Linked DNA regions of Mus musculus: regions 2 and 3 are each linked to region 1. Evidence: chromatin loops called from intact Hi-C (ENCODE). Cell type or tissue: left cerebral cortex. All regions are shown on one strand. Links, peaks and the distances in the headings refer to the core of each region. The heading gives the core; the rest is flanking DNA.

Region 1 (7,560 bases), core at 1,040-6,039:
GCTACTTTACTTAAAAGCACAGTTCTAATCCAGTAGTCCCCACTCGCCTCTCTTATTTCTAGATGTTGAATTTTTTTGTTTCCCTTAATGGCACATAGGCCTCTTGAGGACAGGAACTTATACTTGTTTTCTTCATGGTTTGACTAGGAGGAGGAGATGCCTAATAATTTGATCAAATGATGTCTGAATACATGTATTTTGGTTAGTAATTTACAGTGTCTCATGGAGTCCAAAGGATATGGATGGATATCTCTCTATCTCTATCTATCTATCTATCTATCTATCTATCTATCTATCTATCTATCTATCACTTCTATTTCTTTGGGTTCATTATAGTCACAATTGGCTAGGAATAGTTTTTAAAAAGCTATGTTAAAAACAAAACAAAACAAAACAAGGTAGAAGCCCCCTTACTCTGTCGACATGAAGATCAGTACTCAGTCTTACAGCGGAAGAGATTTAGATTTATCTAAAATGGTCATGGAGTGCCCTCTTTTGGTGAAGCTTCCAGAGAATAAACTGTAGGAATGTTTTATTGAGATCAGCAGTACCACATCAGTACAGCTGGGGGATGTGGCTCTGTGGTATTGTGCTGCTCTCTTGACTAACATGCATGAAATCCTTGGTCCATTTCTCAACAGTGGCAAAAGACAGTAATGTACTTTTAGGTGTCAAAGGTTCATACAGGGTCCAGGGCCTGGTGGGTACCCAAGCTTGACAACCTTGAGACTGTACTAATTGTAGTATGAGCTCATTAGCACAGGGGGAAATTTCCTAAACAGAACTCCAATGGCTCAGGCTCTAAGATCAAGAATTGATAAATGGGACCTCATAAAACTGGAAAGCTTTGGTAAGGCAAAGGGCATAGTCTATAAGACAAATTGGCAACCTACTGATTGGGGAAAAAAAAACCGTCACTAACCCCACATCCGACAGAGGGCTAATATCCAAAATATATAAAGAACTCAAGAAGTTAACCACCAAAAAAACTAAACAACCCAATCAAAAAACAGGGTATAGCACTAAAATGAAAGACAGGCGTGGTGGCACACGCCTTTAATCCCAGCACTAGGGAGGCAGAGGCAGGCGAATTTCTGAGTTTGAGGCTAGCCTGGTCTACAAAGTGAGTTCCAGGACAGCCAGGGCTACACAGAGAAACTCTGTCTCGACACCCCCCCCCCAAAAAAAGAGAACTAAACCGAGAATTCACAACTGAGGAATCTCAAATGGCTGAGAAACACCTAAAGAAACGTTCAAAGTCCTTAGTGATCAGAGAAATACAAATCAAAACGACCCTGATATTCCACCTTACAGCAGTCATAATGGCTAAGATCAAAACCTCAGGTGACAACACATGTTGGAGAAGATGTGGAGAAAGAGGAACACTCCTCCATTGCTGGTGGGATTGCAAACTGGTACAACCAACCACTCTGGAAATCAATCTGGAGGGTCCTCACAAAAATGGAAATAGATCTACCTGAAGACCCAGCAATACCACTCTTGGGAATATACCCAAAAAGATGCCCCACCATGCTACAGGGCACGTGTTCCACTATGTTCATAGCAGCCTTATTTGTGATAGCCAGAAGCTGGAAACAACCTAGATGTCCCACGACAGAAGAATAGATACAGAAAATGTGGCTCATGTACACAATGGAACACTACTCAGCTATTAAGAATGAGGACATCCTGACTTTTGCAGGCAAATGGATGGAACTAGAAAATATCATCCTGTGTGAGGTAACCCAGACTCAGACGGACATGCATGGTGTGTACTCTATGTACTCACTAATATGTGGATATTAGCCAACAAAACAAAAACAAAAAAACCCCAAAACCAACATACAGAATACATAAGATACAGTCCCACAGAATTCAAAAGGCTCAACAAGCTGAAGTGCCCAACTGAGGATACCTCAGTTCCACTTGGGAAAGAGAAGAAAGCAATCACAAGTGAGGAGGGAGGGAGAGACTTGGGAGGGAAAGTGGATTGGGTGGTGGGGCAGTGGGGGCTAGAGAGGAACCTGATTTGGTATTGGGTGAGGGAAAAGGACTGAAGCCCTGAGGGCCTGCAGAAAGAATTTCATATCTTTCTTGTTCATATTCAGTTTCAAAATTTTTTTCTTCCAGATATCTTTTCTTCTTTTACCTAAATCCACATTTTTATCTTTTATTAATTATTTAATTTTCTTTTTTTTTTTTTGTTTCCTGAAACTGGGTTTCTCTGTGTAGCCTAGGTGTCCTGGGTGTCTTGTTCTATAGACCAGGTTGGCCTTAAATTCAGAGATCAGCCTACCCCTGTTTTCCGAGTGCTGGGATTAAAGGCATGTATTACTACTGCGAGTCTTTAAGATTTTAGACATGTTTATTTCATTAGTTTAATTGTGTAATTGTTTTGTGTGTATGCATATTTGTGTACTATATGTGTGTTGTGCCTGCAGAAGTCAGAAGATGGCACTGGGGCCGGGCGTGGTGGCTCACGCCTTTAATCCCAGCACTCGGGAGGCAGAGGCAGGCAGATTTCTGAGTTCGAGGCCAGCCTGGTCTACAAAGTGAGTTCCAGGACAGCGAGGGCTACACAGAGAAACCCTGTCTCAAAAACAAAAACAAACAAACAAACAAACAAACAAACAAAAAAAAAGAAGATGGCACTGGGTCCCCTGGGACTGGAGTTGAGGATGGTTGGTTGTATCACATGCATTATGGCAATTGAACCCCAGGTCTTCGGTGAGGGAAGCCAGTGTTCTTAATCACTAAGCCCTTTCTCTTGCACCAGTTATTAATTGTTTAACATAAGTGTAATTGACATAATACTTTAGAATGGAACCCATTGACCTTTGAAACACAGACACCTCCTCTAGTGAGACCTTCAGCGTGGGAACATAGCGAAGCACAGCTCAGGTGACTTCCTTGGTGGAAGGCTTCCTCCTTCCTGGGAATCCGTCTGTATTCAGAGTAGGAAAGGAGCACCTTTGCTACCCATTTAAGCAGTGTTCAGCCTCCATTTCACTCTGGTGTTGTTAGAGCCATCAGCATAATTACGGAGGACCATATTAGTGTGAATTATTCATACCATCCGTTATAGCTTCAAGCCCTCTGGGACCCTTCCTTTCCTTAAAAGTTCTGGTACAAAATGGTTTAGTAATGCAGGACATTCTATGTTTGATTTGATTTCAGATGGTTTTCCATGCTCCTGAAAACTATGTACAGACACATGTATACAAGGAGCTTGTCACAAGAGGGCACCCCTGCAGCATTCTCTATAAAGTGAATGCCGTTCTGGGTATTAATTCCAGAGGAATGATCATAGAGATGCAGTTTGGACCCACAGAATGAATTAGAAGCTCAATAGACAGTTATTATCGGACAGCATGGGGAGTTCTGTTCATGAAAATTTATTAGTATCATAAGAGGATGTTCATTTATTTAGGGTTTTGGAAATAGGATTTCTCTGTGCAGCTCTGAGTAGTTCTGGAACTCACTGTGTAGATCAGGCTGGCCTGGAACTCAGAGGTCTGATAGCTATGCCTGGCTATAAAAGGATTTTTATAGGTTATACAAAATTCAAATTATTATTTCTGTTTGTGATTTATTCAAGAGCTTCTTTAGCTTAGAGTTCAATTTCCTGCAGAGCACGGTGGTACACACCTTTAACCCAACACTCAGGAGGCAGAGGTTGGCAGATTTCTGTGAGGTAAAACCAGTTTGATACATGCAATGAGTTCTAGGATATCCAGGGCTATATAGAGAAACCCTGTCTCAGGCAAAAAGATAAAAATAAAACTTAATTACCATTTTATTAACACCATATTCAGGGCTACAGTCATCTCAAGCTCCACTTGAGCCGGATCTTAGTTTCCAAGACTATTCCCATGGCGCCCTCTACAGCCCAATCTGCAAAATGGCATTTGGCTTCCTTCAGGCCAAATGATAAAGAGGAAGAAAGAATGCACAAATAGAGGCTACAGGTACAGTTTCTGTATAAGACAGTCCTCCAAATGACACTTCATTATTTTATTTGTTAGGAGTAAGTTATTCAGAGCCAGGCCTGGTGGTGCATACCTTTAATCTCAGCACTTGGAATGTAGAAGACAAGCAGATTCCTGTAGGTTTGAAGCCTTTATGTCTTTCACTCTACAAATAGAAACATTTTCACGGAACTTTATTGAGATTATAGTGATATTTAGTTTATGTTGAAAAATTCATCTTAATAATGTGTAATGTATCAACTCTGGGCAGGGATTGTTTAAATTTATTTAGATTTTGTTTGACTCCTGAGTATGTCTCCCCCCCCCCCCCCCTTTTTTTTTTGAGACAGATTTTACTGTGTCGTTCTGGCTGTCCTGGAATTCACTATTCTGTTGACCAGGCTGGCCTCAAACGCTTTTTTTTTTTTCCTGACTCTGGAGTGCTGGGATTAAAGGCATGCGCCACCACATTCAGTTTGAATTTGTTCATTTTTGAAGATTTAAAAAAATTATCTCGCCAGGCAGTGGGGGCGCACGCCTTTAATCCCAGCACTCGAGAGGCAGAGGCAGGCGGATTTCTGAGTTTGAGGCCAGCCTGGTCTACAGAGTGAGTTCCAGGACAGCCAGGACTACACAGAGAAATCCCGACTCAAAAAAACAAAACAAAACACATTTCAATTTTAGTAAGTGATTTTTTTCATTTCAAATTCAAATTATTTCTAAGCATTATTGGCAACACACAACATAACTTTTGTCTCTTGTCAATTCATATAGTTTGTGGTTTCTTCCTATTACAATGGAAGTCCAACATGTTGGTTCGATTTCAAAATGAACTTGAAAATTACTGTGTGCTGTACCAGAATGCTCAATTTGACGATACACTAGTGATGTAAATGGTTCATAGGATTTAAGAAACACGAAGCGTTCAGCTTCCTGCAGTGCTCTGTACAGCCAGAAGAGAGCCCCAGACCTTAGTAGGCTCTGAGACCTTAGCATAGCTGACTCCTGGACAAAAATACTATTCAGGCTGTAAAACTCAGCATGTAGACAGCGCCATCTGCCAAAACTATAACAAAAACCTAATCCATCAAAGTCCATAGTTACGGGAAAGTCTCTAAATGTACTAACCTTGCCTTCTGGCTTCTGAAGTTCTGCGTCTGGCTAATTGTTCTGAACTGAAATATATCAATCTGGGACATGGATTTTGTGGGGCTTCTCTGATCTCCTGAACATCAAGGGTAGTTGCAGTCTGGATAATAAGACTTTTTATTGGCTTAAACCCATGTTTAGTAGTCTTCTCTGGTGACTACCCTACAAAAGATATCACACCGATTTTCTAAGGCTCCACGTCTCCCACAGAGATATTTGGTCTGATTCTAGGATGAACACACTGAAGCTTCCTTCTCAGGTTCTATACTACTTTGGGATACTTGGGGTTCACATGAGAGAAAGGTGAAGGAATTTCATATCGCGATTATCAGATAGGTACTTGATCTGAATCTTGGTAATTCGATAGTGGACCCGGTGGAAAAATGTCCTTCTATACTTACCATAGTTTCCCAGAGGCTCATGGGTAATGTAGTCCCTAACATACAAGGCCCTCCCACACAGGAGCAGGTAAACAGCTCTGACATTTGGCTGGTAGGCATCTCTGTGTCCTGCGCTCTCTTGGCAGCTACCGCATAGAAAGTCGCATCCAGGCTCTGTGCTGACGCCTTTGCTCAGGCTGTGCGTTTCTTGCAGGGTTTCTGAAGGCGGGTGGGAAAGACGAAAAGAGGAGAGTGGTCTCGGAACCTTCGGGAAGCGGGACCCGTGCCTTCTACTTCAGTGGAAACAGAAACATAGGTGGGTCTTGGAGGAGGGACTGAGTCGCAGTTCGAGGGCGGACCGCAGCGGCTCAGGGGAAGGTGACTGTGAGACCCATCGTTCCCAGTCGGAACAGTCGGCCTGAACAGGGCTTTAATGGTTGCTTTATCCGAAGACTGCGCTAGGAGTATTTGGATCTGTGATTCCATCAGTCCAAAAGGGCCAACACGGACGCTCTGCCAAGGAGGTGAGAGCCCAAGATGGCGACTTGGGGGTGAGGGCGGTTCATGTCTGTGGATTGTCAGGGCCGGGAAGCCTCCTGTGTGAGCTCACATTCCAGTAAAGAATCTTGCTACCTGCTTGGCATCCATTTTTTGGGAGAGTTGGGGTGGAGAAAGATCGTTAATCTGAGACCGGATTACAAAACTGGGAATTTTCACACGACCCAGAAATCCCAAACTGCGAGCCTGGGAAAATTGTAAGTTGATACCACGGTGCTGGAGCCGGAAGGGGGAGGTCTGTGACCCACACATCTGTAAGAAAGAGGGTGGTTTTTATCCCAATGAATTGGCCTGAAATTCCTAGAGAAATTCTCCCGTAGTGACTGTACCCTTATGTGTATTGGCAATTGTATTCGTCAGTTTTCCTGTCTTTATGAAGTGATGTTTTTGGCACTTGAGGTTTGAGCTCTTAGAACAGTGGTTCTCCACATGTGGATTCTCAACCTGAAAGGGTTGGGGGTGGGTGGGTAGTGTCAAACGGCCCTTTCACAGGGGTTGACTATCACATAGATATCCTGCATATCAGAAGTTTACATTAGGATTCATAACATTGAGCAAAATTACTAATAATCTAATAATCATTAAAAATAATGTTATGGCTGAGGGTCACCACAGCATGAGGAACTGTAGTAAAGAGTTGCAGCATTAGGAAGGTTGAGAAACACTGTCTGAGGCTTTGTTTAGTTTCTGAAAATGTCTAGTACCAGAGATAAGAGGTTATCTCAGAAGATTCTAGTATTGTTATAGGAACATTTTCCTGGGAACAAAGTGGGGAGGTTTCATGTTCTGAAGAGGGTGTGCAACTGTAGCAATCCCATCCCCCTAGTGAGGAGGAAGACCATTAATAACAGACCAGGAGGCCCTGGGTCCTGGTAGGGAATTTACACCTGGTCCAAGCCTTTGACTGCTTCACTGAACTCCATAGAACGGCAGGCCCCTGTGATACAGGCTCCTTTGACGATCCCCGTACTGGGATCAACTGGGTCTGCCTACATTTTCATGGTAGAGATTGCATTATTGCAAGTTACCTACCGATACATCATCATATGCTAACCTTTCAGAACAGGACAGGAGCCAGTCTGGACTATCAGGTTTACCTTAGTGCTCACTCCATGTTGGTGGCCAGCACAGGGAAGGTCTGCTGGGCTATGAGTGAATGCATTTGCCCTTTAGACTAGAACACTGTATTGAGTATACTGCAATAGAGAAACAGGCTGGGAAGCACCAGTGTGCCACATGGCTCAATAGGCTAATGAGCTGTGGGGGAGGGCAGAGACAGGATATAATTGTTCCGTTAGACGGAGGTTTTTTTTTTTTTTTCCTTAAGTTTTAATTTATTCTCATATATTACACCCCAGTGGTAGATTCCTCTCCCTCCTCTTCTCCCAACCCTACCCACTCCCTTCCATTCCTCCTCCATTTCCCTTCAGAGGAGGACTGGCCTCCTAGAGATACCAACCAAACATGGCATATCAAGTTGCAATAAGACTAGGCACCTCTCTTAT
Region 2 (7,560 bases), core at 1,435-6,434, 810 kb before region 1:
TTTTTGATTCACCTTTAGTCTTCAGCATGGTTCCTTCTCAAATTACACAAAATGTACTTTAAGAAGCACTCACTACCTGCTACAGATGTCCAGGAAAACTGAATTATGGAAGTCGGAAACATATGGTGGTCGCCTATTGCACAAGGAAGGTACATATGAAAGTTATAAATTTCTTTTTTAAGTCAGCATTGTAAACGCATTTTATAGGGTTCACGGTATGTATTACATCTGTACGTTTAAGTCTTGAGATATATGTTTTTAAAAAATATTTGTGGTTTGAAATTTTAAGAGAAAGAAATTTTCTTTGTGAGTCAGTAGAAGTAAAGGAGGGCAAAGTCGAACAAATAAAAATAAATGTATGGAAAGACAATCTTGTTTGATTTCTCAGCTGGTTATCCTGAAAAGGACTTCAGGTCATGGTCTGGCAAGAGTTCACTCACAACACAGAAAAAAAAAAAGTGCCCTGTAGATGAAGCTGCCATTGTTTGCGATCCTGTTCTAAAGCAGATAAATGAATTTGAGCAACGTGAGGTTGGGATTGATATTGTTCTAAAAATCAGATTAAGAATTCAGCCTTGCAAGTGTCAAAACTGCACCAATATCAATTTGCTTGTGAAGGGAAACGAAAATCAATTTTCTTGCCAATCCTTTGCCTATCAAAATGTGTTTTCATCTCAATTATTTTATTAATAACTTTGAAATAAGGTTCGATTCCAATAACAATTTAAATTGCACAGTAAATACTATCAACAGACACTAAGTACCATCTACTAACTGGGGATCTTCTAGCACAGTTCAAAGCTCCGTTAAAGTGATCTTTTGTGTTTTTCCCCTACCAGAAGCCTCTGTTATCTTTTAAATTTCAATTTAATTGTGAGGATTTTTAAAAGAAGTGTCATGGATTTCTCATTCCAGTTTATTTTAAGATATTTCATAAGCGAGTTATGAGAATGGTTTTGGTTTTAAATGAGTTTAGACAAATATTTACATGTTGAATGTCTTAAAAGTGGAGCGGGTGTTTACAGGTGCTATTGCTGTAGGTCAGCGGCATTAAAACCATGCTTGTATCTCCATAGTAGAAGAGAAATGTTCAGAATGGTCTCTATGTCCAGGCTGGAGATCCAATGACATTTCCTCGCGGGTGAGGGTGAGTGGGTAGGGGGAGACGCAATGAAAAAATAACAACATATGCTTCCTTTCTGGGAAGTTTTATTTGGTTGTATTTTGCATCCTCCTTTGTGATCAGTTGTTGAGTAGCTGCCCGCACTGATTTTCTGTTCTTTTCCAGTCCCTGCTTTGAGGAGGCTTTTGATCACTCCATGCTAAGTGGCGGTAAGAAATTGAGCATTTAATGTTGAGGACTTGCAGATAGAAGGAGAGAGGAGCCCCTGAGGCGCGGAAAAGGCTCTCAGATTCCGGTCCCAAGATCCAGTGCAAGTTGGGAGTAAGGGAATCGCAAGAGAAATTTCTCCTTATCAAAATTTAAGTCGCTTCCGTATGATCCCGCTCAATCATAACTCAGGCCACGCCCTGCCTCTTTGTTTCCGTTTATAATTACAACTCTAAAAAAGGACCTCAATTTAGACCCAGAGTGAGCTTAATTGGGTACTCTGCTGGTTTGCTTTTTAAACTATCATTTATTGCTTGGTATTGATACAAAGCGGACAAAAAGATTTTTTTGAAAGTCTGATTGGGGCATCCTAAAACTCTGGAGACCGATCTTCCAGGAAAAACATTTAAGAATTCAAATTTCCGATGAGGTTCCACACCTGAAATTAAAAATTCAGCCCGGCTTTCTGAAGTCTGAGTTGCTTGGGTCAATATCTGCATTTCCTTTCATTTCTTCATCTCGGTTTCCATTCTTTCTGGTATTGGTGCCTCCCCTCCCTCCCCCCACTCCCACCACTGCTGAAGACATTCTGATTTACAGTTTGACTGAGAGCTGCATTTCTGTTTAGAAGGTGAAATGTCCAAGTCAGTTAGCCAAATTATTCCCCGACGGTTCCAATATTGCGCCAGAGTTCCAGAGTCAGTTATTTTTATGTCCGACTGTATTTCAAATGTGCGGGGTGATAAATAAAACCCGCCTCAAACTTCAAACTATCTCAACCTGATGAGGAACAATGACAAAAATTAACCCAGCCGAAGCGTCGGGTTCTCGTGAGCCTCTGGTTCATAAATCACGGTGCGTGTGGTGCGCCCACTTGCAGCCGCGCCTAGGCGCGCCTAGGCGGTGAGCGCGGCTCGGAAGCCGCGGCCCAAATAGGGATCGGACAGACGGGATGCAGAGTTCAAGTCATCCGTGGAAGGGGCGTGATGCGCGGGGGCCGGGAGGGAAGAAACTCCTGGCCACGCCTAAGCGACCCCTAACTAATTCGCCATTAACAGTTCTCCCAGGTGTTGTGTGTAAAACCGAAAAGGGGCTCGAAAGGGAGAGGAGAGGGAAGTGTTGAAGGAATGCAAGCCGAAGTTCTCCACCCATCCCTCTGCTGGCCTTGTCCCGTGAAAGGCAAATTCTTTTCTGCTCTTTCCAGTAAGCCCTTTTTGCAAAGCCGGGGGAGGCCTTCTGGGGAGCTGAGCTCGGTGCGGCCAATCCCTGAGCTGCCTGCTGGAGCCTCCACTCCTCAAAGCACACTTCCCAATCCAACAGCCAGACTTCCACTTAGCCCGCACCCCTTCTCCCAGAGCTGGAAGCTGACCTCTGGCCTCTGGGTGTTTGACCCGCTGGGACAGAGGGTGGTCCCGCCCCCTGGCCTTGAACCGCGCACCTGTTCGAGAGCCGGGCCCCGGAGCCCGAGAGGACCCCGTGGCTCTTGGAGGCCGCAGGGGGTCGCGGCCATCTCGGCGCCCGGCGTACAGTGTGCTCGGTGGGTATAGGCTTCCTCCTTCTGGGGTCTGTCACTAGCGCCCGTCTGTCCACGGAGCTCCAAAGCCAGCCCTGCGTTACACTTCCGAACGGGTCGGCGCTTCCCTAGCCCAATGGCAAGGGCGCACAGCTAACAGCGCAGGGCAAAACCATCAGGAAGATCTGGATCCGGAGAAGCGCGTCCCTTACGCTAAGAGGTGACGGTGACTTAGTAAACAGAGCCTTGGCTGGCGTGCAGTCAGTTGCGAATTCTAGGTCAACCTCAGTGACCTCGGGAAAGCGGGAAAAGAAACGCAGTGCAGGGGTAAAAGGAGGACTTGTTGAGCCTTTTGCACATTTGAACTAAGAATTCCCTAAAAATGAAAAATTGGTTCAAAATACTGAGTTGAAAACTCAACCTGTAAGAGAAGTGTCCCAGTGGTCGGGCCTGGCGACACGGGCACTGGTGAGCGGGCTGCTCTCTAGTGCTGCATGTCCACAGCTTCATCCGCGGAGGTCTGAGACTAAAACGGAAGAGCTTGGCCCTAGCTAGGCAGCTCCGGACCGGCATAGGCATTTAGTGCCGTTGCCCTCGCCTGCTTCACGCCGCCGCTCGGCCTGACACAAGCAGTAACACCTTGGCCTGTGGGCCTTAGCACAAAGCAAGGAATCCAGAGCGTTTCTGGATGGCGGGAGGGAATGGTGCCCTGTCCTTCGCGTGCTTCACGATTTAGGCAAGTGTTTATGGCAAGACCCAAAGGCATTCCAGCCACAACCCCTGCATCAGGCTGAATAATAATCCCAGCCTGGCTGGCGGGTTGGGCGGTGATGAGACAATATATCCAGGTGGGGGGTAGGGAGGTAAGGAAGTGGTGGCAGAAAGTCTGTCAACTATTCTGCTGGGTGGCTGTTTCCCACCCTCCTTGGCCTGGGGCAGCAGTGGCCTCTTCTCGCTGGAGTCCCCTACTATTCCCATTGCTGGCAGCTCGCGGGCCTGGCCTGAAAGCAGGGTCCGGGCCCAGGGCGCCCTCTGGGGACCGTTGGTGGCATAGCCATAAGCCCGACTGTTAAGGGAGCAGTTTTACCTGGGACTCCCTGCAGACCCAGGCTGTACCTGTGTCCAATTCTGGGTGGCAATCAGAACCCTTCACCTCGCAGCCGCTGCAGCCCTAGGACGCCCCAGAAATCCAAGCCCCGCTGCAAGGGAAGCTCTGTAGATGGATGCCTTTTGTTAGGATGGAGAAGGCCCCTAGTTCTCAGGACAGAGAAGGGCCTGCCCTTTCACTATTCTACCTGACCTCCATTAAGATAATACCCCCATATCTATCCCCCCCCTTTTTTTTTACAGAAATGTAAAAGCCATTGTTGAAATGGAAGCCTCCACATGGGCAGAGGAAGACGGTGGGAAATGAAAAAGGCAACCTGAGGGGGAACCTGGACAAATGTTAACAAGGATTCCTAACCCTGGTGTGAAGGCTAACCTCAGGATTAACTGAGCCTGACCAAGACCCAGTCCCCTCCAGCTGAGGGATCTTTCCCAGTGAAGTTCCCACTTCCCCACACAGTAAGCTGGAGAGAGCCCTTTGCCACACCTTCATTTTCATTTGCAACCCCCCAATGACCTTTTTGGTTTTCCCAGTAGTGAGGTTCTCTATCTCCCCCACCCTTTTTCTTCTTTTTCTATAGTCAGGACTTTATTACTAGGTCAACAGTGAAAAACTGTCTAGGTCCTGCATGATAACAACTAAGACAAGTGTAAAGTGACCTGTCTCCAGGGCGGTAACCTGCAGTTCCTATGGACTCTCCATTGCACAATTATTCCTGATAATATGTATGCTTTTTTTTTTTTAAGAATAAACCATCTCGGGGCAGTTACAGTTGCATTAGTGTATGTTGTGGAAATACGCTCGCATTTAGAGGACTTTATTAGAAACAGCTGGGACGTGAATGTTTCAAACCTGAGTCTCCTTACCCTCAATATCTACTTTCCATTCTGACTTCCCCGAGAGCATCCACATAATGCATGCTCTCTGTGTGTAATACAAGACACTTGTTTAATAAAGCGAACGATTGTCTGTGTCAGGGAGATTGGTCCTCTCTCCCTCTCTCAGCCCATGTGCAGAGCAGATCAAAGACCTAAACTACCTCTGTCTTTCTAAAGACAGCCAGATGGTGTCTTGATTTTTCTTCAGTTTTTTTTTAAAGCAATAGAATTCAAAGCACTAAAGAATCTGCATGGGTACAACAGATGAAAGCTCATCCCAGGTAAATTATTATTTTTTTTTTAATGTCACGCATGCTTTACTTTAGTCTGCTAAGGTTTGGGGATGCTTTGTGAGAGTACTTACAACAAGCATGTAAATGCTGTGTAAAAACTTAAGGCTGCATAAAATTGAAATCAGAATCCAGAGCCAAGATGAGAAGAAAACAAGAGCTCTGGTGTGCATGTGGGACAACACACAGTTTATTAAAGGAGAACTTGAAATTTGCCTCTGAGCTTCCTAGCAGCAAGGGAAAGAAGTAAAAAAGCATGATCCTCATTATACAAGGAAAAGTCGAATCATTTCTCTGTGGTAAGAGGTCCCTGTGTCGTTCCTGAATTGACCAGGATGATGAGGCCAGCAGTAGCAGCAGCAGCAGCAGCAGCAGCAGCAGCAGCAGCAGCGAGGGGGTGTCTTATATTCTGCTCCATTAGGGAATCACCTGCTCCTGTTTCACCCAACAAATTCCTGGGCTGTGGTTTTACTTCACTGCACAGAAGTCAAAGGTGCAGCTCTATAGGGATGCAGTTTATCTAGAGACCTTAGGAACCAGTCTTGAATTCAGCACTGGCTTCTTAGGGTTTAAACAGAATACAGGCTACAAGCCCTGGCAAAGTGCTTAATCTTCCTCCCTCCCTTGCTGCCTCCTTCCCTCCCACCAGATTCTCTTTACAATATGGAGGCATTTTGTTTATAGAAAGGACATTCCAGAGACTGATACCTAAAGACTCTCCAACAGGATCTTCTCTGTAGCCCAGGCTGCCCTCAAACTCAGTTTAGCTTCCCAGCAAGCTTGGACAATCACACCTTGCCTAAGAAACTTCAGAAGCATGGGCTTGTCCCTGCCCTGCCCTTTTGACTGTCCTCAGTGTCCCTCAACTCTGTCACTTGCCAGTTTTCATTCTGGCAGCTTCAGAAGGGCATTTCTATATCTGTGCTCCAGAGAAAATAAGAACAAAATTTGGTCTCCAAGGCTTGTCAGTACAGAGGCTGAAGACCTCTGTGTGGCCTCTGTGTGGCAGCCTGTAGGGTGATCTGGGTCCCCCTGTGCAGTATGGGTTTGAACAGTGGCTAGATACATCTGAGTATTCTGGAAAGTCAGAGTGTCACTCTGGTTTTGCAGGAACATCAGTATTCCCCTAATGATGGGAGACTTGGAGCCTGGGGAAGAAGAAGGGAAAGTTTCCTTTCCCTTGTTCTCGATCACCTGTCTCCTCACCTTGAAATGCTGAGTCAAGAAGCAGGTTGAGTTTTATGAAGACAAGTTCTCCTTGGTACTGGATCCACCCTCTAAGACTGACTGGGAAGGCCCACTCTGCAAGTGTCCTTCCTTCTTTCCTTCTCTCCCTCCCTGTTTCCCTGCCTCCCTCCCACTTCTGTCCTCCCTCCCTGTTTGGATCATATTGGATGCTCACCCTCCTGCTGAAGCTTCCATGTTTAGAATGGGTTACATATCCACCCAGTGCATCTCAGTCTATTTCCCAAGGTTAACTGAGCCCAGATTAAAGGAATGTATGTGCAACTTCCTCTTCAGCTAGAGTGTAAACTCCCTGAGGTCAGAAGCCTGCTGCTGTGTTTGTCTTGATCTTTTGAATATAGAACAGCAGATAATTTGTTTCCACTTGCTCCAGGCGGCTCCAGGCAGCTCCAGGCAGCTCCAGGCAGCTCCAGGTAGCTCCAGGTAGTGGGGTGTGATGGGATAGGCAAGTGAGAAAGGCTTGGAATAAGCAAATGGAGCATAAAGGCATGCTGGCTTTGTCACTGGCTCCAAGATCCCAAGAAATAATCAAACATCTTTAGATGAGGGAATCTCAGCAGCACCAACATTATGTGGTATTAAATTTACCTCCCAGCTGAGAGTAGTCAGGCTTTCTTCTGAGTTCACCTGCATGACATGTTTGCTTGTTTGTTTGTTTGTTTTAAAGATTTATTTATTGTTATATGTAAGTACACTGTAGCTATCTTCAGACACACAAGAAGAGGGCGTCAGATCTCATTACAGATGGTTGTGAGCCACCATGTGGTTGCTGGGATTTGAATTCAGGACCTTCGGAAGAGCAGTCAGTGCTCTTAACCGCTGAGCCATCTCTCCCAGCCCGCGTGGCATGTTTTTTAATTTGACACTTAAAGAATCTTCTATGTTCTCATGATATCTTATAACCCCTTCTTCTTGAGACAGGGATTGATGTAGCTCAGGATGACCTCAAACTCACTTTGTAGCTCAAGCTGGCTTTGAACTCCTGACATTTCAGTCACCACCTTCCACGTGCTGTGATTACTGACATGGGACACCATGCCCAGCTTTTTCTTCCTTTTCAGTTATATAACACTCCCACCCTACATTAACTTTAGGATGGATGATGATTAGAGATAAGCTTGTGAAGCCTGAGACAATGTTAATATCAATTCTCTCCAAAATGCTGACCAATGTTTTCACCATTGAACTCAATACTT
Region 3 (7,560 bases), core at 1,435-6,434, 140 kb before region 1:
TCCACAGAAACACCATTATATTTACTTGGGGCAAAATAAATAAGTAAAAAGTAAAGCCCACAATTCTTTAATTACAAAGAATTCTAAAAATTATTCAGCAGCCCTCCTTATCCCTTAAAGGGAGTTAACAACTCTTAAAAGATACTGGTAGATAAATAATAAAAATATCTTAATATTATCAGAACATTTTATTTCATAAGTGCATGCTATTTCAAAAATACCCCTAAGAGCCGGGCAGTGGTGGTGCACACTTTTCATCCCAGCACTTGAGAGGCAGGTGAGCTCTGAACTCAAGGCCAGCCTGGTTGAGAGAACAAGTTTCAGGACAGCCAGGGTTACAGAGAGAAGTCAGGGGGGTTGCGGGGAAGGGGGTGTTTCTGAATCCAAAATAAAAATTCACTTTAAAAATTTATCCTAAATAATTCATATAAAGGCAGGGACATCACTGTGCTTCATATTTTTCCTTTTTAGTTGCACCTAGGTTGCCTGAGGTGAACTCTCTAGATTAAAACAGACAATTTATGCTGGAAAAAAAAAAGTCACATGCCCAGGACTTACCGGAAATCATCCAAACTTAGGCTACCTCTGCAATATCAGATATGTGAGATTATACGAGGAGAGGAGGAGAGAGAGAAAGCCCAGATATTAAATATGTTTCACCTTATAATTCAAAATCAGATTTAAAAGCTTCAAAGTTATACAAGTGCGAAGGAATCCTTATCAATAACACGATACAGGGAAGAAGACAGCACACAGCTGTTTGGGTATTTGTGATCTAGATTATTAATGTTTTTGAAAACAGTATGTTGGAAAATCATTCAGCATGTTCTTTTCCTTAGATGTACCATGTGGTACAGCACAACACAGAGAGACTAAACTAACCAACAGAAGGTCAGATTTTCAGTACAGAACTGTGTCCATGTTAGATGCACTCATTCATGAGGCTTAACACATTTTAGCCTGAGGTAAAATGAGTGTTTTCCCAGGCATGGTGCCTCATGCCTGTGCCTACGATGTATCCTAGCACTTGTGTAGTTTGAGTCTAGCCTAGACTGCACAGTAAGCTCTTGTCTCATACATACAGCAGAATGTCGGGCGGGGCGGGGGGGCCACAAAGGACGTCAGTAGTAACATTGTTTGCCTAATACACAGATGCTCTTGACTCAATCCCAAACAAACAAACAAACACAACTTTTTAAAGAAATCTTGAAGCTAAAAAAATATATTCCTAAGGAGTTGTACTTTGAGTACACAATAAACTGGGTCAGACTTCGCTGTATGCATTAAAAATTTACTTTTAAAGTACAAGTAAACAAAATGTAAACAAACCAAAAAAATAAAATCGTCTTTAAATACTTTAAGCCATTTAACAGCAAACTGGATACTCTAAATTTCCAATCAAAGGATGTTAGCAAACTCTTCTAATGGTTAAGTATCAGAGAAGAGGCCTCTTAAGTGTGACTGCTAACATTAAAGTTAAGTAAATACGGAGAAAAACATACTTTAAACGGCTGTATTCATATCTGTATGTCCAACCTGCCTTTTTTATATTTTAAAACTAGAAAAGGTATACAAAAGATACCGGGTGCCCTTAAAAGGGCAAAGAGAGCTCTCCAGCGCTGAAGCTGGAGCCTTTGACTTCAGTCATCTAGCAGGTGGGTTTTATTTAGGCAAACAATGAAAAAGACTATAATGCCATCAGAAAATAGCAACAGCAGGTTAAAACCAGTACACACCCAGAGGTAAACTGCTTACCTGTTGAATTTGGAATTGCGTGTGGGCGATTCTGCACCTCTTAAAAGTTGCCTAAAATACTTCAAAACAACAAGACAAATTAGGATTAACAAAACCAGTACTTGACATTGAAACACACTACTTTCTCTTACTTAATCTTGCTTTTTTAAAATTTATTTCGCTACTTAAATCTCAGACCCAACACTATCAGAGCCACTCTGAAGAAGTGGAGAAGCCTGACTCACCTCATCACTGTGGCAGAACATGGGGGTAAACACGTTCTCCAACAGGGAAAGGACGTGCTCATATGCTTCAAAAAGACACCTCATAGTTTGCAGCTTCACAACATCTATGTATGGGCCTTCAGCAACTATTTAAAACAACCCAATTGTACAAGTTATTGCTGAGTAACAGAAAGGTAACATATTCATTTAAATTTCACTATGTGAAATGAACATACAAACTATGTTTAATAGAAACTCCTACAGAAGAAATCTCACTAGAATGGGAAATGAGAAAGATTTACCTCCAGCTCTGAGAAACATTAGTTATGTGAGTTGTTTTATCTTATGGACTCTTTTGAGTGTCAGGGTCCCACTAAGCAGCCAGACTCAAGTGGAATTTCCTTGTAGGATAGGCTGTCCTTGAACCCATGATCTTCCTGCCTCCACCTCCAAGGGCTAAGATTACAGGCATCCACCTTCATGCCTGCCTCAGTTATATTTATAGTGAACACTTCTCTTTCTCAAAGCTTTAATCTTGTCAGTAAAATATGTAAAAAAAAAAAAAAAAGTCTTAACTAAGAAAGTTAATAAAAGGTCCTAAGTATTTTTTAAAGCATCTTAACTGCTGCTGGAATGACTAAAAAATACGTGAAGCGCTCAAGAGTGCGCTTGGTAACTGCTCTTGCAAAGGACCAGAGTTCAGTTACCAAAACCCATGTTGGCAGCTCACAACCGTCAGCACTAGAGGGCTCTAAAGCCTCTGCCCTTCAAGGGCACCTGGGCACATGTACACACTCGAACACACACACACACACACACACACACACACACACACACACACACACACGCACGCACGCACGCACTTGAAAATAATTATTCAAGCAATAAAAAGTGCCAGGAGTGGTGACTCATGCTTTTAATCCCAGCACTGGGGAAGCAGAGATGGACAAGTCTCTGAGTTTGAGATCAACCTGGTCTATAAAGTGAACTCCAAGCTACCCAGGGACACATAGTGAGAGGCTCCTCCCTCAAACAAACAACTGTATAAATTAATCTTTTTTTAAAGTAGAATAAGAGACACGAAGAAAACGCAGCAGACGGGAACAATGCCGACCACCCATGCACTATCCGCTCTGACTTACTTCTTTGAATCTCTTCGACAATGAAGGGATCAAAGCGAATTTTGTCAATGCTTTCATCCAAGCAGTAGGTCTTATAAATCTTCTGCAATTCTTCATGGAGAGATAGCATTTCATCATTTGATAACTCTGGACGCAAAATTCTATCATTAAATTCCTCTAACAAATTAGAGAGAGATTAAGAAAAAAAGTTAATATAAATGCTTTCATGAAAACTTCACGCTCTTATTCTAACTAGAAGCAGAAAATATAATCAAATTATTATTTTAAACTTTTAGAAAAGGACTTGAGAGTAGAATACTCAAATTAAAAACAAATTCAGCCAGGTAGGGGTGGCGCAAGCCTTTAATCCCAGCACTCGGGAGGCAGAGGCAGGCGGATTTCTGAGTTCGAGGCCAGCCTGGTCTACAGAGTGAGTTCCAGGACAGCCGGGACTACACAGAGAAACTCTGTCTTGAAAAAAAACAAAAAAACAAACAAAAAACAACAAAAACAACAGATACAAAAAAAAACAAACAAAAACCCAAATTCAACAAGATTTTTATGTTAATATAAAATATATAAACATGGCTAGCAATACAAATTTGCTACAACAGACTAGTAAGCATATTTGTAATATTTTCTATAAAGAACATATTAGATTAGTTTCTCATACCAAAGATCTGTCAAGATTGTAAAATCTGATTGCTCACTAAGTAATAATGACAATCCAGCTCGGAAAGTTTCTCACAGATCCAACGCGCCGTGATATTCCAGCTTGGCACTCCTAACAGAATGCTGGCCGAGCGGTGCTGATTTGGACTGTGAGATCTTTCACACAGCACCACCACACTGGATTTTTAGAGATTCTTTTCTGCTACTAGAATCTGACTGCAGGCAATGTTACGGTCATGCCCCACCTAGAAAGGACTAGACAGCTGGAGAAGCTCAGTCACCCGAGATATCTAGCATGAAATGTCGTCTGGACAGCAGATCTGCTCTAAACAGCCACAGCACTAGCAAGCATGGTGACGTCACTGGTGACACGCAGAGGAAGCCTCACCGACTGTCAGACAGAACTGCAGGACGTGCACGGCCCCTTCTTGTTTCAGGAAGTTCATAAAGCGGAACAAAAGGTCCTGCTGTTCTCTGATTTGTTTCAGCTCTAACTTCAGCACCTTGTCGCAACATGAGAGGAAGAGTAAGTGAAAGATACATGAATGTATTTTAAAACTGTTATCTCCAAAACATTAATGCTGAAAACACTCACGGATGGCTTTTTATTTCTAGGTTCTGCAAATTTCTGCAGGAATGGAACCAAAGGGGAAGCTGGTTCAGTTGCTTTTTCAGGCTTGGAAGAAACAGAATTATCAATTCAGTAAAATTCGCACTAGAGTTGGTACATACAGTTCAAACAAAGCAGTTCCAAGTGTCGCACGCAGTACGCTCAATACTCACAGGGCTGTCGTCTATGAAGATGATAAGCAAATGATTGACAGTATCCTAATGGGACGTAAGAAGCACAGGTCAGAATAACCCACTGTCATGTTCTGCCAAAAATTCTCAGAACTTTCACATTATCAAGTTTGCTAGAAAAATAAACAGCACAGTGACTGGCTAAATATCTGTATCTGTGTGTTACAGAGGGACTCCTAAAGAACTACAATCAAACCAGTCAGAACTGTTGAAAGTGTCCATCCAAGAACAAATAAATAAGCAAAATGTGACACACACATAGAATGGATTACTACTGAGACTTGGCAAGGAAAGGACTACTAAAACATTCCTCTGCCAAGGAATTACTGTTTATGGGTGTAGAATTTACAGGATTTTCGTTTTGTTAAGACCAACACTTTGGAAGGTGATGATGATGGTCACTCAAATAAGCACATGTTTCAAAACAATGTACTATACACACAAAATGGCTAAACAGTAATTCAAGAGTATTTTATAAAAAAGAAAGAAAGAAAGAAAAAGAAAAGAAAAAATGTAATCTTACTGGATCAGCTAGGAAATCCAAAGAAGGAAGAAGCACAGAACCAGACAGAATCTCTCTTATGAGTAATGTCAGGGACCTGGAGACAGAAGTAATAATAATTAATAATAATAATTAATAATAATAATTCTGTAATCAGTGACCCGCACAAGTTCCTCATTGTCAAGCACTTAACTAACTAAAGACCCCACGGAAATGAAACTATGGGGATGGACATGGTAGCGCACGCCTTTAACCCCAGCACTGGAGAGGCAGAAAAAATTGGATCTTAGTTCAAGGCCAGCCTGATCTACACAGCAAGTTCCAGGTCAGCTACAGGCTGTACTATGAAACCATGTAGGTAGGTAGGTAGGTAGGTAGGTAGGTAGGTAGGTAGGTAGATAAGTAGGTAGATAGGTAGATAGGTAGGTAGGTAGGTAGGTAGGTAGGTAGGTAGGTAGGTAGGTAGAAAAGAAAGAAAAAAGGAAAGGGGAAAGGGGAAGGGGGAAGGGGGAGAGGGGGAAGGAGGAAGGGGGAAAGGGGAAAGGGGAAAGGGGGAAGGGGGAGAGGGGGAAGGGGAAAGAGAAAAGGGGAAGGGGGAAGGGGAAGGGGAAAGGGGGAAGGGGGAAGGGGAAAGGGGGAAGGGGAAAAGGGGAAAGGGGAAGGGGGAAGGGGGAAGGGGGAAAGGGGGAGAGGGGGAAGGGGAAAGGGGAAAGGGGAAAGGGGGAGAGGGGGAAGGGGAAAGGAAAGATGGAGCTGGGAGTGTAGTTCAGTGGAAGAGCGCTTGTCTTATGTGGCTGTTTAGGCTCCTCCCCTACGTACACACTTATCTATCCAAAAAACTCAGATTAAAATTCAGTAGGACCAGGAAGGGCCGTACAATTCTGCATTTTCAGCAAGTGTCTAGATGCTTCTGCTGCAGCATCACACACTTGGACTTGCGCTCTTCATTTGCTAAAAGTGCCCACTGTTTAAAGGAAATGAGCGCTCTCTTACAGGAGGGAGCAGGAAGACATCAGAGCACTTTTCCTTCTCGAATCTTTGCTAGCTTTATAAGTTCACGTTTACAGGCTGGAGATGTAGCTGAGAGACTGAGTAGCATGTACAAGGTCCCGGGTTTGCTCCTTAACACACACACCAAAAAACTGTGTATGTATGGTATATCCAACAGCATGCGCCCTAAGACTAAGGACAATTTAACTGGCAACACAAATGAGACTAAAGATTTCTTTACGAAGGAGGATCAGTATGTTTCCCAGGACGGATTTTCACATTTGCACTCTGCTCAGGCACCTACATAGATGAGATCACAGCAGCATATCCAGCTAGACAGCTTGATCAAAACACTAAAATACCTCTACCAACATGCACTTCTATATCGTCTAATGATTAAATATTTGCAAGTACATCACTGAGCTGAGCATGGTGACACAGACCTACAACCCTAAATTGGGAGACAAAGCAGGTCGAGAACACTATGTAGCATGGCCCTGTCTCAATGAACGGAAAGGAAGAGAGGGAGAGCGGACAGAGGAGAGAGGAAAGAATGAGCCACAATTTTCCCCTCTAAATTGTTCTTTTACTGTAAATAACAATCTAAGAACTATCAGGATAAGGGTAATGAAGTAACTTATGGGCAAAATCCACATATACTTCTCTAGAAGAAGGGGGAATGGAGGGAAGGACCCCTAATTATTCTTTCCAGCTGGACAGCTTAAAAACCAAACTTGTCTGCAAAGTATGCTCAAAGTGTTTCTGTCTATAAGAATCATGGTATGCATGTCTTTAAAAAGGAACATCAAGAAAATAAAGCAGAAATATTTCAAATAAAATTAAGTGTCCTCATTTATTTAACTGTGACTTCTACAATCAGTTTTTAATAACAAATTCTAAGGCAAAATAACAAATACTCAGCACCTAAATTGGCATTTTAACATCTGACCAAATTATTCTCAAGTGAAAAACTATTCATACCATAAATTTATACCAAGTTTTAGTGAAGCCTTATTATAATAAAACAGCAATATACATGCTATATGTATATGCTATATAGATATATTCACTATATACATTACAAATACTACTATGATATTTTCTAGTGCGTTTATACCTGCAGTCTGTTGCTTTAGGAGGCAAAATATAAGGAAAAAGTAACTCAGTAAGCTTCCTTAAATACTGTAATTCATCTCTTCGACTTCTCAGGGCCACATGAAGCTCTGGACCATATTCTTCTAAAGCGGCTTGTTGTAAATACTCCGTGTTCTTTACTGTAAATAACAATAAAAACTATTGGATGAGTTATGAAATATTAAATTACTTCATTTGCATTAGCATACAGAACATGTATTCCTCATTCCTCTCCTGGCCCCTGCTTTCTGAATAGAAATGGAAAATTTTACAGAAATAAGACATAAAGGAAGACTTTCTCCTCTCCCATGAACTTACTTACAGCAGTGGTTTGAATAGGGATGACCCCATAGGCTCATAAATTGGAATGTTTGTTCATTAG

Evidence for each region. Peaks named below come from ENCODE experiments on the same cell type or tissue, not always from the same donor. Only the 100,000 strongest peaks of a DNase experiment are listed, where the experiment ranks them.
Region 2: it touches region 1 in a loop (4-fold over the local background); 5 of 42 quality-filtered maps call a loop at or near these places.
Region 3: it touches region 1 in a loop (2.5-fold over the local background); 9 of 42 quality-filtered maps call a loop at or near these places.

The regions. Positions count from the first base shown.
Region 1 is chr9:88,542,488-88,550,047 of GRCm38, forward strand. Zfp949 (zinc finger protein 949) reads left to right here and starts at 5,533. Exons shown (of 6, transcript NM_001142943.1): 1 at 5,533-6,021. In left cerebral cortex, for the core only: CTCF peaks have their summits at 3,239 (motif pointing right), 3,902 (motif pointing left) and 4,918; DNase peaks (open chromatin) are centred at 3,251, 3,883, 4,972 and 5,561; H3K4me3 peaks cover 1,242 bases; H3K27ac peaks cover 1,082 bases.
Region 2 is chr9:87,736,991-87,744,550 of GRCm38, forward strand. Gm36767 (a long non-coding RNA gene) reads left to right here and starts at 2,394. Exons shown (of 3, transcript XR_379684.3): 1 at 2,394-2,867; 2 at 4,194-5,110. In left cerebral cortex, for the core only: a CTCF peak has its summit at 3,879 (motif pointing left); DNase peaks (open chromatin) are centred at 2,462 and 3,858; H3K4me3 peaks cover 328 bases; H3K27ac peaks cover 697 bases.
Region 3 is chr9:88,400,165-88,407,724 of GRCm38, forward strand. Snx14 (sorting nexin 14) reads right to left here. Exons shown (of 29, transcript NM_001359958.2): 8 at 7,162-7,318; 9 at 5,076-5,151; 10 at 4,535-4,579; 11 at 4,347-4,427; 12 at 4,140-4,254; 13 at 3,101-3,256; 14 at 1,980-2,104; 15 at 1,756-1,814; 16 at 559-585. Among named protein-coding and RNA genes, the nearest start is that of Snx14, 35 kb to the right of the region's middle. In left cerebral cortex, for the core only: no CTCF peak of the experiment used is centred there; a DNase peak (open chromatin) is centred at 4,127.